Linked DNA regions of Homo sapiens: region 1 is linked to region 2. A link is an interaction called in ENCODE POLR2A ChIA-PET data of the cell type or tissue named here. Cell type or tissue: PC-9. All regions are shown on one strand.

Region 1 (4,000 bases), 390 kb after region 2:
AAACCCAAAGGGAGGTTGCAAATAACTAGAATAATCCTCAAATGCTCTTCTTCTTCAGGTTGGAGAGACAGGAATTAACAAAATATTAATGTTAATGAAAACTCCCCAGCCGAGGGATCAGGCAGCAGTAGGGAAAACCAGGCTCCAAGAGGAAGGGGCTGGTCAGTCCCAGGCCTTGGAGACTAGTTGTCCCCAACAGCCCCCTGCCGAGCCCTGATGAACGCCATGCCATGCGTGCGGAAGTGGGTCTTGAGGTTTAGAGGGCTGTCGCAGCTCTTGCCACAGACCTTACAGGTCAGTGGGCCTCCAGAAGCAGGCAGGGGTGAGTCTCCACCATCGGGGTCAGACCTTGATGGAGGGGCCTCTTCCTCCCCATCCCCCAGCCCCAGGGCACTGGCTTTACCCACACCCCGTCTCTTCTTGTGGCTGATGAAACGGTGTCGGCTCAGGGAGCCAGGGGAGGCAAAGCACAAGCCACAGTCGAGGCACTGCTGGGCACCATCCTCCACCCTCAACCCCATCATGAGGCTCTGTTCTGTGGAGCTGCTGCTCCGGTAGCGCAGAGGGCCATGGCCTCCAGATCCAGGTCCGCCCCTGGGGGACTTGGCTGGCGGTGTCGTGCTGTCAGGCTCCTCACTGCAAGAGTCAGAAGACTGGCGGCGTTTCCGACCTGGCCCCTGAAGAAAAGTGGAAGAAACTGGGCCTTACCACCACCCCTACTGTCCCTGGCACCCCCATGCTCGCTTCCTGAGGCCATGGTCTCTGCCTTCCAGTTTCCCACTCAAAGCCCTAGCACAGCAGGCCGGGCCTCTGCCTACCTGGGCTCTGGCACTGGAACCCCGAGCCAAGGTGGTCCCCCGGCCAGGGGACTGGGCCCCAAGCTGCAAGCCGTGCCGGACCTGGACATGTTTCTCTAGGATCAGGCGGCTGCTGAAGGTGCGTTTTCCCTCTGTGCAATACCTGAAATGGGAGAGGACAGGATGGCAGCAGCGGCACAGCCCGAAGGCCAGGGCCCTTGCTTCTGAGGAGGGGGCTGCCAGAGCAGAGGGAGACCCCAACCATCAGGCCACTTAGACACGTCGCAGGTGCACAGGTACTTTGGCATACAGGGAGAGTCACGTGCTGGGCAGGAAGAGGAAGCGGGGAGCAAGACTTACCTGCAGGGGTAAACTCGCTTGATGCCCTCGTGATTAACTCTGACATGGCGCCTCAGGCTGGGGGCGGAGCAGAAGGAGCGCTCACACAGGCGACAGGGGAACTTTTTCACTGACTAGGAGAGCAGGGGTAGATGTCAGAGCCAGGCTCCAGGACCCCGTCCCCACTGTCACACTGGCAGTCCCAATGCTGCCCCCAGCCCATGGTACTCCCCTTGGGGCCCACTCACCTTGCCATGCTCCTTCTTCATGTGGGCCACGTATTCATCACGCTCAGGGAACCAGGAGTGACACAGGCCACAGGTCCAGCCTCCAGGCCCCCCACCCCCACCCTTGAGGCCTTTGCTCCCTAGTTCCCGCCGAGGCCGTTTGGCTGGACGGGGGGGCTCAGGGGAGCTGGGTACTTCCTCCTCTTCTGAAGATGAAGACGACTCCTCAGTAGCAGGGGCTGCCCCTCCCTGAGAAACAGCCAGCTCCTCAGGCTCAGTCTTGGGGGTCAGCAGGGCACCCCCGGCCCCTTTCCCAGCAGTCTCCTCCAAGCGCCCAGACTGATGGGTGTTCTGTGAGAGGAGACAAGGGAGGTTGCTGTTGTGGGGGAGGGCCTGGCTATGCCAAAGCCCCCCACTTCTGAAGTATGTGGCCCCAGCCCCAGGTCAGTACAGCTAAGCACCCATTCCCCATCCCTCTGCTCCTGTACCTTGAGATGTTCCAGCATGGTCCTTTTTTGGGCAAAGAGCAGAGGACAAGACGGGCACTTAAAGACACTGACACGCTGGGGCAGCAAGTGCTGGTCGAAGTGTGAGGAGAGGAGGGGTTTGTGAGTGAAGACTGTGTCGCACATGGCGCACTTGTAGATCAGCCTGAAGTGAGGACAGTGCAGACATCAGGCAGGGTTGGGTGCAGCCCCTCCCCTCCTGCGCCCCACCAGCCCTCCCTGGCCCAGCCCGGCCCTCCCCCGGGCCTCACTTGGCCTGCTGAGTTTGGAAGCTGGGATGCTGGGAGTAGAGGTGGGCATGGGCACTTGGCCCAGACTTGAAGGCCATGGGGCAGATGGGGCACTTGTGGAAAACCTCGCAGTGCGACGTCTGGATGTGGGACTTGATGGAGTTCACACCCCCAAACACCACTGAACAGCTGGGGCACCTAGGGAGGAAGCAGGAGGCCCTGTGGTGAGGTGGGAGGCATCTCCATGCCCACCCCGGGACCATACATTTATTCTCTGGGACTGGGTAGACTACAAGAAGGAAATCAGTAGTGGAGCATGAGCAGGGTGGAGAAAGGAGAGAGGTGCAGAGGCTGTGCCCCAAGGGAGGCTGCCAAGGGAGAGCTGGAGCTCCAGAGGTGGCCCTGCTTCCCCCCATCTCCATGGGGGACGACGGGAAGGCAGGACGTACTATCTCAGGGTTGAGTCTGGCAAAACAACAGGGCTGAGGGATATAGCAGGGAAGATAGGGGATCTTGAAAGGCCATCTGAGGCTGAGGCTAGGACACACGAAACCCTACAGTTCTATGGAGGAAGGGTCCGAGGCACCTGTATCCTACACGGCGAGAGACGTGCAGACAGGCCTCCCGGAGATGGGTCTGAAAATTGGCTTGCAGGAAGTTGCCCCCACACTCAGGACAGACATGGGGGGGTCGATTCTTATGCATGCGCTGGTGGGCGCTGAAGCTGCAGCGATTGGGGAGCATCATGGGGCAGGTTGGGCACACCTGTCGAGTGGGTTAAACAAGGAAAGTCGGTGAGGAGTGTCCTGTCTCCATTACTTCTAACCAAGCCCCCAACGCCTTCCTAGATCCTGTCCCCACAGAAGGGCTGTGAAAGGTGACTCACATTGCTGGTGGCCCCAGGGGCAGGGGGGCCGAGCTGCTGGAAGTGAGCTGCCATGCCAGCCTTGTCCCGGCACTGTTCCTTGCACTCCAGGCAGCGAAAGCATGTGTAAGCAGAGGTGGCCGGGGCAGCAGGCGGCTCTGTGGAGAGCGGCAGGACAGGGGCCTCAGCAGCAACTGTAGTAATGGCAGAGGAGGTGATGGCCCCCTCACCCTTGCCCAAGGCAGGCAAGGCCAGAGGTCCAGAGACAGGTGGGACAGCTACAGGCAGCAGCGGTGTGATGTCCGGCTGCCCCACCATCTGGTCAAGGGCTACAGGCCTCATGACCAAATGTGAGCACTGCATGACGAGCCCCTTGTCCTTGTGTTCACGTGCATGCAGGAGCAGGCTGCACTTGTTGAAGAAGACCAGGCGGCGGGCGCAGTGGTTGCAGGTGACCTCGATGCGCATGCTCCGACGGTCATAGTGCCGTGCCAGGCTCTTCTCCAATGAGAAGGCATCCCCACACTCCAGGCAGCGGTAGCCGGTGGGAGGCAGGGCCAGCCCAGCCTCAGCTGGTGGGCTCAGGTTTGGCCTATAGGCAGGGAGCAGGTTCTTGCTGTTGAGGATCTTGTTGAAGGCCTCCACCAGGCTGGACTGGGTCCGTGATATCACTGTGCCGCCCCCTGTACTTGGCCCAGTAGCTGTCTTTGAAGGTTGCACCATCACCACCGAGGCACCATTCACCTTCTGTCCCCCAGTCCCCAGCCCTGCCCGCCCGTCAGCCTTAGGCAGGGCTTGGGGCACCAGGCCTAGCACGTTCTTAGCAATCATCTTAGGGCTGGTGGCAGTCCCCCCAGGCAGCACCACAGCCTTGCGAGCCACACTGGCTGCCATCAGCATGGCAGTACTGGCGTTCTGGATGGTGGCCACAGGCAGCACAGTGCCTTTCAGCCTTGTACCATCACCCAACTGTACGCTCACCACCTTTGGACCCTCAGAAGTAGGTGTTGCAGGGGACAGCTTCAAGAGGCTAGCC
Region 2 (4,000 bases):
CAGAAAGGAGTGTAAAAATCATTATTATGTACATTCTCGATGAAAACAGACACAGACGCATTTTCAGAAAATCTCTTATCCACTTGGACCACCATCATTACCAGTGAACTCTGCCACATGTCCAGGGATATGGTCTGGCTCTGTGCCTCCACTCAAATCTCATCTCAAATTGTAGTCCCCATATGTCGAGGGAGGGACCCGGTGGGAGGTGACTGGATCATGGTCTGGTTTCCCCATGCTGGTCTCATGATAGTGAGGGAGTTCTCACAAGATCTGATGGGGTTTTTTTGTTTGTTTTGAGACAGAGTCTGGCTCTGTCACCCAGGCTGGAGTGCAGTGGCACAATCTCGACTCACTGAAACCTCCGCCTCCCAGGTTCAAGCGATTCTCTTGCCTCAGCCTCCAGAGTAGCTGGGACTACAGGCATGAGCCATCACGCCCAGCTAATTTTTGTATTTTTAATAGAGATGGGGCTTCACTACATTGGCCAGCCTAGTCTCCAACTCTTGACCTCAAGTGATCTGCCCGCCTCGACCTCCCAAAGTGCTGGGATTACAGGCATGAGACACCGCACCTGGCCTAGATCTGATAGTTTTAAAAACAGCAGTTCCCCCTGCATGTGCTCTCTCTCTCGTCACCTTGTGAAGAAGGTGCTTGCTTCCCTTTCACCTTATGCCATGATTGTAAGTTTCCTGAGGCTTTCCCAAGCCATGCGAAACTGTGAGTCAATTAAACTTCCTTTCTTGCACTTTGGGAGGCTGAGGCGGGTGAATCACAAGGTCAGGAGTTCGAGACCAGCCTGGCCAACATGATGAAACCCCGTCTCTACTAAAAATACAAAAAATTAGCTGGGCATGGTGGCAGGCAACTGTAATCCCAGCTACTCGGGAGGCTGAGGCAGGACAATCGCTTGAACCCAGGAGGCAGAGGTTGCAGTGAGCTGAGATCATGCCACTGCACTCCAGCCCAGGTGACAGTGCGAGACTCCATCTCAAAAAAGCACAAACAAACAAAAAAAAACCTTCCTTTCTTTATAAATTACCTAATCTCAGGTAGTGTCTTTATAGCAGTGTGAAAATGGACTAACACATCCAGTAACAGGTATACTTATTGGAATAACTAGCATTTAAAGAATATCTGGCAAGCGCTCAAGCATTCTTTTAGGTATATGTGAGAGATCTGGTTTCTCGTGTCAGAGGACTTAAATTCCAGTTATTTTATACATGTGTAAACAATTAGAGAGCACTGAAAGACAGTATATAATGCTGCATTACAATGAAATAGCAAACATGTATGGTACAGACAGTGATATAGGCAGTCAGAATGGAAGCACTTATTGATAATTACAGTTATCAGGGAAGCCTTAGGTGGATCCCCAAAGAACAGAATGAAGAAGAGAAACTATAAGCTAAAGATAGGAAACAGGAATGAGTCTGTGCTTAAATACTTTGAGAAAACAGATTTGCCTGATTTAAATAAGGGAACAGGAGACAATTAAAGATAATGCTGGATAGGCAGACTAACACTAGATTATGAAAAATCCTAAAAAGTAGGCACAGGAATTTAGACTTAAGGAAATAAACAACAGGGAGCTAAAATAAGCAATAAGAAATGGCTCCTTCTTTATTAAAGAAAGTTTGATTTGTGTTTGAAAGCCACATGAATTAACCTGAAGAGAGAATGAAATAAGGAAGATCAATGATGTTTGGTACTCAAGGTGGAAAGCATTTCCCAGAGTATTTTAAGGAAAGATAGTTGGATAGGCAAATGAGTTCAAGATTAAGTCAAGAGGGCCAGGCGCGGTGGCTCATGCCTGTAATCTCAGCACTTTGGGAGGCCAAGGCGGGTGGATCACGAGGTCAGGAGATCGAGACCATCCTGGCTAACATGGTGAAACCCTGTCTCTACTAAAAATACAAAAAATTAGCCGGGGAGAGGTGGCAGGCGCCTGTAGTCCCAGCTTCTCAGGAGGCTGAGGCAGGAGAATGGCGTGAACCCAGGAGGCGGAACTTGCAGTGAGCCGAGATAGCACCACTGCACTCCAGCCTGGGTGACAGAGCAAGACTCCATCGCAAAAAAAAAAAAAAAAAAAAAAAAGATTGAGAGACTAATTCAACTTCTAGTTCTGTCACCTACCAATGTGTACTTGCATAAGTCATGTAAACCCTTTCACTGTGTAAAACTGGAATATCTCATAGATGTACAAGAAAAAGATGACAGATGTTAAGAGTTTTGTAAAGTATATATCAGTAGCTATTATTAGTATCATTTAGCTATTAAGTTCTTCTAAGAACCGTACAAGGATATGAATGTCCTGCCAGGAAGTGACTAATAGAAAGATTATGCCAGTCTCTCCCCAACCTGGCCATACAAGTGAAGGCTCACTTAGGCACCGAGGATTATAGCCACAGAGGGGATGTTCAAGAAGAACCACGATGCAATGTCAATGTCCTGAAGATCCTGAACACTTTCCTCTTCATCACCAAAACACTGTACTGCTCCAGCCAAATTTAAACCAATTATTGAAAAGCCAGCAGAGAAGTAGAGGGGGGAAATAAATAAACAATACTGGTCTATCCAGTTTCCAAAGAAACTTACAGTGTTATTTAGCTCAGGGAAAAGGCTTTACAACTATTTTTCTTTATTTCTGTATTGTTTCGATGAGAATAAGAATATAAGAATACTGTCTTTCTGTTTTGTTTTTACCCCTAACGCCTAGAACTATGTCTGACTCACAACAGTACTAATATTTGATGAACACTTTCCCAAGGCAGAGGTGGGTCACAGTGATTATCTACTCCAGCAATTCCAAGTGAGCTCTTTTACACATGGGGCAGTAAAAATGGTCTTCTTTCATTTCTAATCAAGAAATTGCTTACCCAGGTGTGGTAGCTCACGCCTGCAATCCCATCATTTTGGGAGGTGGAGGCGGGAGGATCACTTGAGGTCAGGAGTTCAAGACCAGCCTGGCCAACATGTTGAAACCCCATTTCTACTAAAATACAAAAATTAGCCGGATGTGGAGGAGGGAGCAGGTAATCCCAGCAACTCGGGAGTCTGAGGTAAGAGAATCACTTGAACCCGGAAGACGGAGGTTACATCTCCGTGAGCCCAGATCATGCCACTGCACTCCAGCCTGGGAGACAGAGCAAGACTCTGTCTCAAAAAAAAAAAAAAAAAGATTACACTGCTTGACTGACTAAGTGGAAAACATAAATATCACCACCCTAGTTTCCTTTTCTTCTTAAATTTTTTTAATTAAAGTAAAAGATGTATATAATTTAAAAAAACAAAACATATAGTACTAAAAGGCTCCTAATAAAAACAGCAGCCTCTGATCCCAGAGCGTCATTCCACAAAAGCAACTACTTTTAGGCACTTTAAGCAATTTCTTGTGATAATCCCTCCATAATTCTAAATGGCATGCTTACATTGACAATTCTTGACTTACCAATTTTAGACACTGTTGACTTACTGTGTTGAAAATATTTGGTTTTAACTCTCTTGTAGCACCCAAACACTCCCACTTCCTCTTCCCCCAACTTCTCAATAAAAAATTAAATACTCAATAACTGCATTATTATAAATATGTAAACACTATTCACAACTAAGCTATATACTATGCTATGACTTCCTTTCTTGCAAAATTTTTTATTTCCTCTGAGGTTAAATGCCTCGTGTTTTTGTTTGTAACTTCCCATGTACCTATCACCAATTTTTCCTCCACAATAACCAAATATCAAAACTCTTTTACTTAGACATTCATTTTCTAAAAACTGTCAACGGTTGTCATTTGCTGTGGTATCCTCCCTTGTTCTCTTTGTCCTTGCAAGTTTACGCTTTTTAAAATTCCAATACTGCTACTTTTGTGAGCTTTCAGGAAACAGCAGCTTAAATGTGTGTACACTTTGCTAGGTTTAGCCAGAATTTAAATATAAATGATTAATTTCTACCTTATTAATTTTTAAGGAAAAGGTTCATTATTACCATTAGCAACTAA

Evidence for each region. Peaks named below come from ENCODE experiments on the same cell type or tissue, not always from the same donor. Only the 100,000 strongest peaks of a DNase experiment are listed, where the experiment ranks them.
Region 1: POLR2A ChIA-PET joins it to region 2 with 31 read pairs; 2 of 35 experiments call an interaction of 5 or more read pairs at or near these places.

What each region holds. Positions count from the first base shown.
Region 1 is chr1:151,287,392-151,291,391 of GRCh38, reverse strand. It overlaps ZNF687 (zinc finger protein 687), which reads right to left. Exons shown (of 9, transcript NM_020832.3): 2 at 2,986-4,000; 3 at 2,686-2,864; 4 at 2,121-2,297; 5 at 1,852-2,014; 6 at 1,385-1,714; 7 at 1,158-1,270; 8 at 819-960; 9 at 1-677. The coding sequence ends at 183. Among named protein-coding and RNA genes, the nearest start is that of ZNF687, 7.1 kb to the right of the region's middle. RefSeq lists enhancers at 435-1,085, 1,086-1,735, 1,736-2,387. In PC-9, no CTCF peak of the experiment used is centred here; no DNase peak of the experiment used is centred here.
Region 2 is chr1:151,679,333-151,683,332 of GRCh38, reverse strand. The region is part of intron 7 of SNX27 (sorting nexin 27); the gene reads right to left. Among named protein-coding and RNA genes, the nearest start is that of CELF3, 35 kb to the left of the region's middle. In PC-9, no CTCF peak of the experiment used is centred here; DNase peaks (open chromatin) are centred at 2,342 and 2,782; H3K4me3 peaks cover 653 bases; H3K27ac peaks cover 2,798 bases.